Linked DNA regions of Homo sapiens: region 2 is linked to region 1. The links are chromatin loops, found by intact Hi-C in ENCODE. Cell type or tissue: endothelial cell of umbilical vein. All regions are shown on one strand. Links, peaks and the distances in the headings refer to the core of each region. The heading gives the core; the rest is flanking DNA. Region 1 has its middle 550 kb from the start of NUF2. Region 2 overlaps LOC124904447 (a long non-coding RNA gene).

Region 1 (6,992 bases), core at 1,114-5,113:
TTTAGCTTCTTGTCTGTGTTTCTCTTTCTGATTTTAATAAAATTGGTCCAAAAGGAGTCATAGTTTCTATAATTGGATTTTCTTGAGTTTCCTCTATACTTACATCATCACTTTCTTCCCTATTTTCTTCCCATGGCATAGGTCATGGAGACTAGGGACAATATGGTTTCAATTTTACCCTGTGGCTTACTAGCTATGTGACCTTGAGTAACCCACTTTACTTCCAGAGGCTCCTTTTTCTTCCTGATAAAGTAGAGATAGTCACATTTAACACATAAGTTTGCTGTCCAAGTGATGCTCAAATAAGTCTATTAATGTAAAGCCCATGCATGGACCTGACTCATAATAGATCTTCAATAAGTAATGTGTTTTAGGGCCCAATCAGAGCCAGGATCCTTCTTGCTGCAAATACAGGATGCCACACAGTAGACAGCCTATACACATTCTTCAAGCACCAGGAAGGAAAGCACACTAACAACAACAAAGCAAAAGTTTTGAGAAAAAAAAACAGTGTATCTATTTCAAAAGCATAGTAGTCATTGTGAGAAAAAGTAGAATTTTGACGGAGTTCCTCACCGTTATCTTATGTTAAATCAGGGATGTGTGAGGTCGGAAGCAGCAGCATTGTTTTAGTTCTTACAGCTGTTAAAGGTCTTAAGCCTGCTTAATAGACAGGTGGAAACTTTGCCTTGCGGTGAGTGCTAAAAAGTGATGCCCTTCCCCAGACAACAGTTCTGCATGCTTAGGCTCTCCCTCAAAAAGGGTGACATGGCAACAGTGAAAAATGTCAGTTCTCTGACTTACTAGATAAAAAAAGCCAATGTTTACTGAGCACCAATTATGTGTCACAGTTTACATGCATCATTCAATTTAGACCTCACTGATATTCCTGCCTTGGCACATAAGAAAACTCATGCTTATGCATATAGAGCTATGGGCCATGGGTTATACAGCCACCCAGGTAGAGAATGGGATTTGAAGTCTAGCATTTCCAGTTCTGGAGCCTGAATAGAAAGGGTTAAACCTCTCTATTCTAACCTCTGTGCTAGACAATCATACTGTTTTCCCAGGGCAAATGGCAATTACCGAGGCGGTCTGTATTAATGTCATTTAGGGCAAATCATGTTTCCAGACTGTTTTTTCCAGTGTAAATCTCACATGGATGAAGAAAATACATGACAAAGAAAATGAAGCCAGAAGAGGGAAGCGGGTAGGAGGAAAGATTGCACAAACTTAGGAAGAATTTGCAAAATGAGACAACATAGCTAACCACTGCCACGAAGCTACATTAGGAGGACTGATGAAGTAAGTGGTGTAGCTGGGCCCTGTTCCTTGGAGGAAGGAGCTTTATAAATAACCGAGGCTACTTTCTCTTTAAAAGAGAATTAAATGAATGTTGATTGTTTGCTTAACTAGCACAACGTGACCTTTATTGCTAGTGATTTTTTTTCTTCCGGTAAAAGGCAAGACCCTTGAGATCATAGGGCATCTCCAACATGTGGAGCTGCCCAGAATTTGTACTGAGGGTCCCCAGAAAACCATCTTGGTCCCAGACAACCTCACCCAGGCAAGCATGTGAAGTACATGGGATAGCAAAGGGCTGGGTGCCATGGCATTTGTTTTTCATTGAATAGGATTAGGGATTTTGACATGAATGATTAATCACCACATTGCAGACGGCTGACGAACGCAGGAAAGAGTCCACTGGAAATGGAGGGTGCACGCAATCTATTCCAAACAGCTGCCGGGTGTTCCCATCCCTTCCGCCCTCCCTACTCTTGTCTCAGGTTCCTCCCTCCTTGTTTCTTTCACATTCTCTTTCTTCCTTTTCTAAGTCATTTTGTTTCCTCTCGCTCTCTCCTTTTCTTTCTTTCACAATCATTTTCTTTCCACCCCAGCCCATCTTAATTGATGTTGATTTTCTCTTTTCTTTCCAGCATCACGCACCTTTTGTCTTACTTACATACTGAGCCTGTTATCCAGGCCTGAAGCCCCAAGGGAGAACACCCTGAGGGCTTTGTACAAGCAGGCAACATTTGAAAGTATTAGGCTAAATTGCAGCTTTCCGTATCACACCCTTATGTACAAGGGCAGTGAAGAGGAAAGTGGCCATCCGCTGACTGAAGAACATGAACAGAATTAGACAAAGCCACATATATACAGTTTTATGTAAAGAGCATAGTAGTAGAAAGAGGATGTGTATGGCCACCTGTCTCGAGTCCTGAAGGCTTCAAGTGACTCCTTCCTCCATGTTTGCTATAGTTTGTTAATCTTCTCTTTTACTTTAAAATGGTGTTTCCTTTTAACCATTTGGGTTTTAGAAAGCTGTGTTTGCTGTAATTCTCCTTCGAAAAATTATACCCTCAGAAATCCTTGAGTCTTTACAGCCTAGAGCAAGAACTCTGGAGTCTGATTTTCTTGTTTGATTCCTGGCTTTACACTTTATAGTGGTGATACCCTAAATCGGTGGTTCTCCGCAGTTAGCATGCATCAGAACCAGTGGGGACATTTGTAAAAATGCAGACTGCTACTTTCCACCACTAGAGTTTCTGATTCATGAAGACTAGAATGGGATCTGAAAATCTGCTTTTCTAATAAGCTTCCAAATGATCTTGATGCTGTTGGCCTGGGAATCATACTTTGAGGACCTTTTCCCTAAAATGACTTTCTTGGTCTCCATGCTTGTGGTTCCTTCCATATTTATAAATTCAAGTAAGATTTGTGACCTAGCATTAATAGTTTAGGAAATTGAAGATGGTTCTTAGAGAAAGAAAATGCTACCACCAAAACTGACCAAATATCAGCAATGAGTGTAATGTATCCAAGAAAGTCATCTATGACAAAGCTGTAAACTGCTTCTTAGTCCTCCAGAATCTTTTTTTCATACACATCTATTGATAGATCCCTCTCTTCTCTGTACCATACCAAATGAGTATCTCCCTATCTACCCTTCTCTCAGATTCTTCATTTACAAGTGATTAAAAAAAAATTAACTAGCCAAGCCAAACAAATTAGCAAGCTGTAAGAACCTCCCTCCTCCTGCCCAAAGTGCAGTGTGACTGCCTGCCACCAGGAGTCCTCTTAGCAGTCTGGGATCAATTAGTAATTGTAATTGAAATCGATCATCATTAATGATATAACTTTGGGCTGTTGAAGGTTGATTTCACTAGAATTACATCACAAAACCAGAGGCATTACAAAGAATTGCTGGCAAAAGGAAAATTGGAAAAAACAAACAATCCATAAGCACTGACTCAAGTTGGATGGTCAAGTTGGCCCCTCTGCTTTTATAATCCATTTGTTTCATTATACACAGATGTGGCTTTTCATGCATGGGGTAACATCTGTAAAGGTTTTTAATTAACTGATTAGCAATCAGCTGGCTTGAAACAGATAAGGTATAAGCTTTGTAAATGCCATCAGGTCCTTAAAACAAAGGGCTCTAAACCCAAGGCTGGCTTTGCAGACACCAATCCAACAGTCCCAAGGCTTTTGAGGGAGCTCACTTCTTACAAACTCACATCAAGCAACCCTGTCTATACTGCTGACTCCACTTTATGTAAAGCTAGCCCTGTGGGAGACATTGTCTCAACACAGGTGAGAGTCTTCCTTGAGCATAAGCTTGGAAGGGAGATTGAAGAACATTTGCCTTTGATGAGGAAATATGATCTTAAAGCCCATGGATAGGTGACTGCTGTAATGTACATGGTCTCAAAAAGCTGAGCTGTCACATTTAGCTAATGGATGGAAGCATGAAAAACTTTGGAAATATCAAAGCTTAACGTTTTTCCAGTAACATTAATTCACTTATCCTGTACATAATTTTTTGAGATTACTCATTAAGCTGTTAAAATAGCTTTATATAGAATATGAAAAATATGGTTGCTTGTACGTGACTAAGAGTCTCTCAGGCTTTGTATCTCCTAACATTTTTTTTTTAGTATAAATTTGTACCTGAGTGCTTTATTAACATAGCTTTTTGCATATAATTTCCCTAGTGGTTTTTTGTTTTAAAAGAAAGTATGACTGGAGCAAAGGAACTGCCAGTATTTAATAATGTTTGTATTTAAATATTCTACATAGAATTTGAAGTTAGTACAGTGAGGGAGTAACTTTGTGAGGGGAAGGTACAGATTACCATTTTACTCTTGCTGCCATGTATTTGAGGCTTTTTTTAAATCAGGGGAACTTGAACCAAAAAGGGAAGAAAGCTTGGTGTAAGATATAGTTTCTTTCCCACTCTCAACTACCCACCAAGATCTTTCTTATAAACTGTTTGTAGTTAACCCAGAAACTTCCCTGGCTAAAGTCCACAGACTGGAAATGAGTGTTCCCATCTCTGCCTCTGTCATCAGAACCTGGCCCTACTGAAGCCATTAACACCACTGCCTTGCTCTCTGTCACATGAACATGGTAGAAAATGGATTAATCTGAGAGTGGGTAGAAACTGAGGTGTAGCAGAATTTCACACAACTCGGGAATGTCACCGAAGTTTTCTTAGCGTAAATTTTCTCATATGCCTGGTGAGAAATTGTAAATCATAAAATTGTGTCGAATATGAAATTGAGTTACAAGTACATGAAAATGCCTACAAAAGTTTGTTTTGTTCACCTTCGTCTCTTTCCCCAAACTCCTCACTAAAGAAATTCTTTTCTGCAACCAGAAAAGAATTCAATATTAGGAAAGGTGTAAGAGATGACATTTGCATACCCTGGAGTGCATGGAGCATAGATAATTCTTTATTACACATCATAGTCTGTAGCCTCCCAACGCTGTTCCAACTATATCTGGATGCAGTAAATTTTAACAATTCTCATTAAAGATTAAATTTAACACAGCGACAAAAGTTTATTTGCACTAAGCCTAATGCAGTGTTCATTGTAACTGAGTAGAATCTCACTTTGGGGAAGACGGACTTGAAAATTTGTCATCCACTGTCAAAAGGACAAGGAAATCTACTATCTTTAATACATATAGTAAAAACCTCGAGCGCAGATTAAGGTTCCTTGGAGTCTAGGAAGGGCGCCCCATGCTAGACTGAAGGCCTGTTCAGGATAAGGTTGCCTAACAACTGAGTTCTCCAAGGGAAATGCTGTCAGAAAGCTTGCTTGTCCTCTGTCAGGACAAATTTAGACATTAGGCTTAGGAAAGATGGGCCAATTGCTTAAATAAAATTTGGGAGGATATCCAATTTGAATTTACAGGGACAGTGCCAATTATGTTAGTTACACATAAAGCCGAACTTCTCCTAAGAGCAGCTTGGAATTCTCACTGTGTTCCCTCCCATCCAAAGAAATTATGAGTAAAAAAATAAATAAAATCCAGTTGAATTAAGTCATGAAAAAAAATTGTTCTAATTTTCAGAGTAAACATTGATTTTAAATTTTCCAACCCCCTTCTCTGACCACAAAAAAAGAAACACAAATACTTGTTTCCAGAGACAACACTCATTTCCAGCGTTTGCTCTAGAAAACCGGACTGAAAAAAGCAGCTCTTCAGGTAGGTTTGGCAATAAATTTGAAGCACTGAACACCAAAGACCCTCCTCCCATCTTTATTTTTTCTTGATATCAAGACATTTAGGAAAGTTTTGTGATTTTTTTTTTTTAATTTGGGAATTTCTAGCATGTAGCAAAATGCCAAGCCCAGAGTTCATGCTCAGTAACCATTTTGTGAATGAATAGTTAAAATATGTAAGGTACTTACCAACTTCAGTTCTCTGCTTCATTTTACTTAAGTACATATAATTAGGGGCATTTGTGTGTGTAGGAGGCTATTTGTGTGTAATGGAACATATGGACACATTTTAATGATTGTGTCCTCAAATAAATTGATATTATCACTTCTATCACTTCTTTCTCAGGAAATTAAAGTTTACATGGTCATGATACATTATTTGCCATAGCCTTTTACTGAAAAGTACAAAGTGAACCATTGTGTTTTAATTCCAACAGATTTGAAAAGTAAGATTTTCTTATTTCTTAACATTTTCTTTGTTTTTCACAAATTTATTTACCTACACCTGATGTTATAATAGGTGGTAGTATACTCCTTATGTATAAAATATATATTATTTAATTGGGCAAATATGTCTATAAGATCCATTGAAAGATAACAGTACCCTGTCCCAACCATCCGCAGCCCACCCCAAGGTCCACACTCAAAAAGCAGTTATTGTCAACCTTTTTAAGCAATTTCTGTTGAAACTGATTTCCATGCTGTATTATAACCTGCTTATATTACTTATAACCTGATGTTTTAGCTTTGCATTTTTAGACATTACTTTTTGATGTCCTAGCAGACGAGGCTTGAGTTCATTCCCCTATGCACACACATTCACACACAGAAATGCCATTCCCCATCTTTCCCAATGTAATCATTTCACAATTATTAAGTGAAATCTATAGCCAATGTTTTTTCATTGACAGATAAAATTGAATGTATTTATTGTGTACAAAATATGTTTTGAACCATTATGTAATGGTTAAATCTACTTGACAAATGCATTGCCTTACATAGTTATCATTTTTGTGGTGAGAACACTTAGCATTCACTCTCTTTGCGTTTTTCAGGAATGTAATACATCACCATTAAATATGGCACTGAATTGTAGTCACTGTGCTGCATAATAGATCTCCTAAACTTATTCTTCCTATCTAATTGTAATTATGCATCCTTTATCAACATTCCCCCAGCCTCTTCTCCTGCCTAAACGCCCAGCCTCTGGTAATCACTGGATATAGTTTGGATATGTATCCTCTCTTAAACTCCTGTTGAAATGTAATTCCCAATGTTGGAGGTAGGGACTGGTGGGATGTGACTGGATCAAGGGGATGGATCTCTCATAGCTTGGTGCTGTCCTCACGATAGTGAGTTCTTACAAGATCTGATGGTTTACAAGGTGTGGCACCTCCCCTCTACTCTGGTCTTGCCCCTACTCTGCCATGTGACCTGCTTGATCCCACCTGGCCTTCCACTGTGAGTGAAAGATCC
Region 2 (6,992 bases), core at 1,069-5,068, 50 kb after region 1:
GCTGAGAAATAATTTCCTTAGTATGTCACCTAGGTTCATTTTCGTGTAATCTGGAATGTGTATGATTCGAATAGAAAAATAAAGAAAGACATAAAAGAGAAACAGAGAGGGAGAGAGCAGGAGGAAATGAAGAAGGAGGGAAAGAAGGAAGGAAGGAAGGAAGGAAAGAGGGAGGGAGGGAAAGAAGGAAGGAAGGAAGGAAAACCAAAATAAAGCAAAAAGATAAAAATAAACAAACAAAATCCCAATCCCATGAAATGCTTCCTCTGACCCCATGGGAAGGCTGGAAAAGCAGCTAATGACAACAATTTGTTGAGGAGCAGGCAGAATGAGCTAGGACAGCACTATTTTCTAGGTCTTAGGTGGGCTCCCCCACAGAAGACAAATCATCAAAGGGTAGTGGCTCCCATTTCCCAACCTCCCCACATTATGCACCACTGAATGCCTAAGGGAAAAGGAATAAATAGCCAGGTAGAGTTCAAACCAGAGAAAAATGGAAACCAGATTCTCTGAGGGAAAAACACAATCAACAACACAGCAAGCAGTGAGAGAAACCTGGAAAGCAGAAATGCTAAAGCAAGTGAGTGAGGCTCTTGCAAAAGGAAATTAGATATGAGCTGCCAGGTGATATAGCAGCTGAAAGGTCAGTGCTATTTTGGGCTGAATATGAAGAGGCTTCAGGCATCTCAGGACCAAAAAAATAAAAATGTACAAACTAGAGAGGGTTCAGAGAAAGGCAACAGCATTGATTAAAGAAGGGCGGTTGGCTTTGTGGTGAAAGATTAAAGGCATGAGATAGGCAGGTGCAGCAAGGGGAGTTGATGCCAATTGTATATTAATAGCACTTTGCGGTGACAAAGCACTCAACACTATGTTTGTTTCTTATCTCTCACATGCGTGTTCTCTCCTTGTAATGTATTCATTCATCCAATAGTCAGTTATTGACCATCTGCTTTGTGCCATTTATTGTGCTGGTAAGCTAAAGTTAAATAAGCTACAGCCTCCATCCTTGAAAAGCTCACTGGCTAAGAGAGACAATGACAAGTGGTAAGTGAAATGCCATGGGGTAAGTACTCAACAGGTAACATTAATTCAAGAAAAGAGATTATTGTTGTGTTGTAATAGGGAAGGGAAGGTTTAAAGGAAAGGCAATCTTTTAGCTGAATTTTGCAGAATGAATAGGTTTTCACAAAGTAGAATGGGCAGGGTGGAGGTGGGGAGAACATTCCAAGCAGAGGGAATAGCACAATTAAATGAATGGATTAAGGTGTATGGCCACACAAGGCTAAAGCCTAGAGTGTGGAGATAGAGCAAGGAAGGGATTTTTGTGAAACACGTTACGAAAGGAATCAATCATTTGTTAGAGTATGTTGGAACATGATGATTGACATATGCCTTACTAACAAACATCTTTGAAGGTCTACAATAAAACTCTGTGCTAGACATTATAGGAAATATAAAGGTAGAAATAACAGTTGCTGGCCTCAAGGAGCTTATTAATCAATTAACAAACATTTGTTGAAGTCCTACCATATTCCAGGTACTAAGCTAGAAAGTAAGAGGATTCATCTTGAATAAGAAAAGCTCCCAGAAAGCCTTCAACTGAGATGATGCCAATGGATCAATTATAGAAATTATTAATTATTCAAAAATACAATAGCAGTCCACAGATATTACAGTGTACCAGAGGTAGGGAGGGAGGACAGTATACAGCAACTTTCTGCTTATTATACCTATTGTGATAAAATAAACTCCAAATCTTAGTTGCTTAAAAAAACAATTTATTATCATGATAACACGTGATTCTGTGGATTTACTGGGCTAAGCTGGGTGGTTCTTGTCTTGGGTCTCAGGCAGTTACTGACAGATGGCAACTGGAACTGGAATCATCTACAGGCTTGACTAGGCTGGACATCCACAATGATTCCTTTACTCTTATGTGTGGTGATTCTGATGGGATGGCTGGCACAGCTAGGGGCTACCTAGGCATCTGTCTTTCTCCGTATGGTATCTTCACATGGCTACTTTGTACTTCTTCACAGCACAGTAGTCTCTCCCACAATAGTCTGAGATAGGTGGTCTCAGGCATCTCATATGACATTTGGATTTCCTCAAAGCATACGCTCCAAGAGCAAGTGTTTCTAGAGGCTGAGGAAGAATCCACAAGGCTTTTTATGAACTAACCTTGGACGTCATCCAATGCTACTTCCACCACATTCTATGGGTCAAGATGGAAGTCACAAGGACAACCTATTTAGGGCCTGATCATCAGGAAGCATGAGTTACTGGAAGGCCATCTTTGGAGACAAGCTACTATGGTTCCAAATGACAATAACGATTCCAAAGGAGGAGGGGTCACTGTGTAGAGGACTATTAGGGGGGCCACATCACTGAGGAGGTGCAGCTTAAATTGGAAGAAATGTGAGTTCCACCTAAGGAGAGAGAAGAAAGACCTCATGGTGAAATGAACATATACTCTCAAGAGGATCTGAGTTCAATTCATGCTTCTATCACTTCATAACCATGTACCTTTGGAAGTAATACCTCACAGGGTAGTTGAACAGAATAGCAAAAACATATATTAAAGCCTGGATCATAGCCAGAAAAAAATAGAAAGGAATTATTATTATTAATCACAAAAGAGGACATTCCAAGCTGTGTAAAAATTAGACACTAGGTACTTTGAGGACCCAATGAGTGACCTACAACATCACGTATTCAGAACGGGTTAGAAGAGGCATCGTATTACAAGAGGCTAGATCTCACAGCTTCTGCATTTGTCACAAATTATACTTCCTAAAATGTGTATTTGAAAAAGAATCTGGCCAGACAACATCATGGTATGATTAGAGAACAAAGAAAGATTGCTTTATCTCAAAATGTCATCTTCTCTAATTTGCCCAAGGGTCTTCCACTCCATCATAGGTAGTTCATTCCTCTCAGTTAAGATATCTTATTCCCTGGGGTCACCTATCACAATGGAAATACTCTGGAAGAGGTAATACCCTCAGATATCATCAATTACTCACAATGTATTATACACTTGAGATTACTTTTCAACAATAATAGTCAAGATATTCTAGGCTATGCAGTAGTAAAAACATTCCCACAATCTTCATTATTTTTTAACACAACAAAACTTACTCATTCATACAAATTCCCTTGCATGTCTGGGCAACTCTCCAGGGCAGCTGTCCTCCACGTGTTGAGTCAGTACTCTAGGCTGCTCTGATCTTATGGCACCTCCATATCAACACATGTTCCCATGATCACCACAGCAGAAGAGAAGCTAGAAGACTCATACACTGGCAAATAAATGTTCCTACAAGAAAGTGACATGTATCCCTTCTATTCACATTTTATTGGCTGAAGCAAGTTACCTGGCCATGCCTAGCTTCAAGGAAGTAGGAAATTATAAGTCCCTCATGTGCCCAGAATAACTGGATATCAATTAAAAATAATATGCATAGGGCATTGACCAAAGAAAAAATTCAAAAGAAAAAGAAATTAGGCTGTAATTGAAAATATTTTCAATAGTGAAGTGGAGAGGAAGAGTTAGGTACAAATTAGGAGGCAAATCTAATGGGTCAACATCATTGGTTCCTGAATACATAGACACACAAGGTAACATTCAGCTCCTAGTAGAGGAGGAGGTGTCAGAAATAGAGGTTTCTCAAAAGAAAAACAACTCAGCACCAGCTCTGACTCTTCCACTTTTAAGTATAAAGTCATTTGTCTTTAAACAGTGTTGTGATATTCATCATCATCAAAAAACCAACAGTCTAAAAGTAATCTTTTGCCAAAAATTAACAATTTGAGAGGGTATTGGGGTAGGTATTTCTGGCCAAAGGGTAGGTAGAATGAAATGAAGAAGCAGAAAACCAACAGTCTAAAAGGAATATGGGGGTAGATATTTCTGCCCAAAGAAGGGTTAGGATGAAATGAAGCAGCAGAAACTGGGCCAGAGTTGAAAATTCAGCAAAGAGACAGGCCAGTAAAAATAAAAGGTCATGTCTGGGATCAAGAGATAAAGTCATGAGAAATTTAAAAAGCAAGGATAATGGAAGCTGCTTTGAACTGATTTCAGTTCAGGGCTCTGGAGTGAAATAGGGCAGGATGGTGCTTCCTGAGAATGATGTCTTTGGGGAGGCAGCAGCAGGAAGAGGCTAGTGATCCAAATGGGAATCTACTAGGCTTATAATAGAAATATCCCAAATAATAGAAATATCTCAAATATCCCAAATAGTTCATCCCTCTAGTCCCAGGACTGCTGCCCAACACAGCCTCTGTGAACTTAGGAAGCTCTAAGGGCTTATCTCTGCAGCCCTGACAAGATTCCTACATGATTCACCCTTTAGCCCTAACTGACTGGGGTTATATTAAGTGAATAGCCAGCTGCTTTTTCTGCTTTAATTATTTCTATTTTGAAAATTTTCGACTTACCAAAAAAAAAAATGAGGAGATATTACAGAGAGTTCATATACATTCCCCCTGCACATACCAGTTTTCTCTATTATTTTCATCTTGCATATCTTACACTACTATGATATGTTTGTCACAATGAATAGTCCAATACTGATACATTATTATTATTAACTAATGAAAGGCAACTTTAAAGAAACCACTTCTAGGGTAGATACTGCATGATCTCACTCCTATGTGAAATCTAAAAAAGTTGATCTTATAGAAGTAGAGAGTAGAATAGTGATTACCAGAGGTTGGAGGGTGAGGAATGGGGGGATGATAAGAAGAGGTTACTCAATGGGTAGGAAGTTATAGTTACATAAGAGAAATATGTTCTGATGGTTTTTTGCACAGTAGGGTGACTATAGTTAACAATAATGCATTGTATAATCCAAAATAGCTAGAAGAGAAGATTTTGAATACTCTTACCATGAATAAATTGTTAATGTTTGAAGTGATAGACATACTAATGATACTGATTTTATCATTATACAATGTATATAGGTATTATAAACATCATACTGTACCCTGTAAGTATGTACAATTATTATGTATCAATTAAAAACAAAATACAAATTTTAAAAAACCTACTTCAGTATATACTCTAGAGACTGATAATGATCATAGTGTCTATTTTTAAGTGAAGTAGAAGGGGTTATGAAAGAGTTAAACTTTACACATAAAGAATGGAACATTTCAACAATCTTGTCTTTGATAGGCAAAGAAAAACAAGAGCAAAATCACATACAGAAAGAAACTCTAGGATCAATATGAGTATTATTTATGCACTAAAGTTCAAAGTCAGTGAGACAGAATAAAATAGGCAGGACTCTCAAGAGATTGAATTCACGATATCTTTAAAAAAGAAATAAAGAAAGAAAAACAGAAAAAAAAAAAGCCTAGTCACCAGGGAGGACTTTCAGACTACCTGTGCCAACTCTCCTCAAATGCTGGTTTTGGAGACTTTTGGCCTATAATTTCTAATAGTTCCTGTAGACTTTGGCCTATAGTACACTAACAATGAATTCAGTAGCTTGTTCCCACAGGTGGGATCTGGAATTACTCATGTTGCTCCAGGCTGGGTATTTGATCATCACAGGTGAATCTCTGGATACTTGTGTATCTTCTAAGCTGAAGCTTTCTCCACTAACACCCAAGATGTTTGCATATCTTAAACCTTTCCATCATGATTTACTTGTTCAACCCTCCCCTGACACCCTAGCTTGCTTGAATGATGATGCCATGGGTCTTCCCACATGTTTCACCAAAGAGCCAGACTTTGTCCCCACCTGTAGCTGCTGCTTGGGAGTACTGTTTCAGGCCAGGTAGACCTCCTATAGGAGGTCAAATAGACAATTATATTGCTTTTCCGATGGAATATTACTATTTCCAAAAATACCTGCAGCAATTCTTACCTATTTGTTGAGTATCCACAACAGTTGAGATCAGACCTAAGATCACTATATCCATGTGGTCACTGTAATCCAAACTGCTGACTGCCTTCCTTTGTGTACAAACCTGACCATTTCTAGAAAGTCTGACATCACAACACAAGTATACAGCACTATATGATTGACCCGAGCAGATCCAGAAACACAGATCAGCACCAAAGGCTATGTAGGAGGATTACTGCTAGAGTTCATAAGAGAGGCCAGGGGGCACAAATATGGTATAATGATTAGGGAAAGTCATTGATAAGGAGAGATTCTGGTGGTAAATAGAGTTTAGGAATAAGACGAAAAGGAGGCCTTCCAAAAAAGGATTAGTTATCCTTGTCATTTCTCAGGACCTCCATTGAAAGTTACTGGTAGTGACTCAGCAACTGCCCTAAGTATCCAAATCACTGCTCTAAAGCATCAGAGTCGCTTGTCCCTAAATTTCATCTCATCTAGTTTTTGGCACAAACCATAAGATCACTCACTTTAAACATTTATCTTACATTTTCAGTTTTTAGTCATGCTTCTATTTCATTAGTGGAAAAATATGAGAGCCCTCCAGTGGCCAAAAATAAAACCTATAAATTTATATCATCTTTAAGTAAAACCTCTTTAGCCTTGTGGAAGAAAAAAAAAAAAGTTGTATCTGTATTTCAAAACCTAAGAGTTCAGTGATAGATAAGGTGGGACTTTTATTATTGTTCCATTGACTCACAAATAAGTTGAATCATTCTTACCATGGCTAAGGAGAGGCACAACATTGGAAAAAGAATCAGAGATAAAACATTACAACACATAGAAAAAAACCTCCTGGTATAATTTCTTAAATGGATATTTGTTTTGTAAAAATAAAGCAACAACAAAGAAGAGCTAACATTCATTAAGGTCAAGTTAAAGAACTCATATAAAGAAGAACTTGGATTCCTCTCTTTGAAGATATAAATCTGTAGCCATGAGGAACTGCTCCTAAATCCTAATAGGGATTTATATAGATATATGGCTGCACTGTTTTTTTCCTTCCTCCCTCTGGCTTATCTGTGCTGTACACTTTCTCTTATCCATGCTAATGGAGGGGATCAGTAGTGCAGATAA

Evidence for each region. Peaks named below come from ENCODE experiments on the same cell type or tissue, not always from the same donor. Only the 100,000 strongest peaks of a DNase experiment are listed, where the experiment ranks them.
Region 2: a loop joins it to region 1, with 2.2 times the contacts of the local background. A loop is called at or near these places in 1 of 110 quality-filtered maps.

What each region holds. Positions count from the first base shown.
Region 1 is chr1:163,870,417-163,877,408 of GRCh38, reverse strand. No RefSeq gene overlaps it. Among named protein-coding and RNA genes, the nearest start is that of NUF2, 550 kb to the right of the region's middle. RefSeq lists an enhancer at 1,684-2,240. In endothelial cell of umbilical vein, for the core only: a CTCF peak has its summit at 3,085; a DNase peak (open chromatin) is centred at 1,678; H3K27ac peaks cover 1,103 bases.
Region 2 is chr1:163,820,424-163,827,415 of GRCh38, reverse strand. It overlaps LOC124904447 (a long non-coding RNA gene), which reads right to left. Exons shown (of 2, transcript XR_007066704.1): 2 at 1,765-2,432. Among named protein-coding and RNA genes, the nearest start is that of NUF2, 500 kb to the right of the region's middle. In endothelial cell of umbilical vein, for the core only: no CTCF peak of the experiment used is centred there; a DNase peak (open chromatin) is centred at 3,195.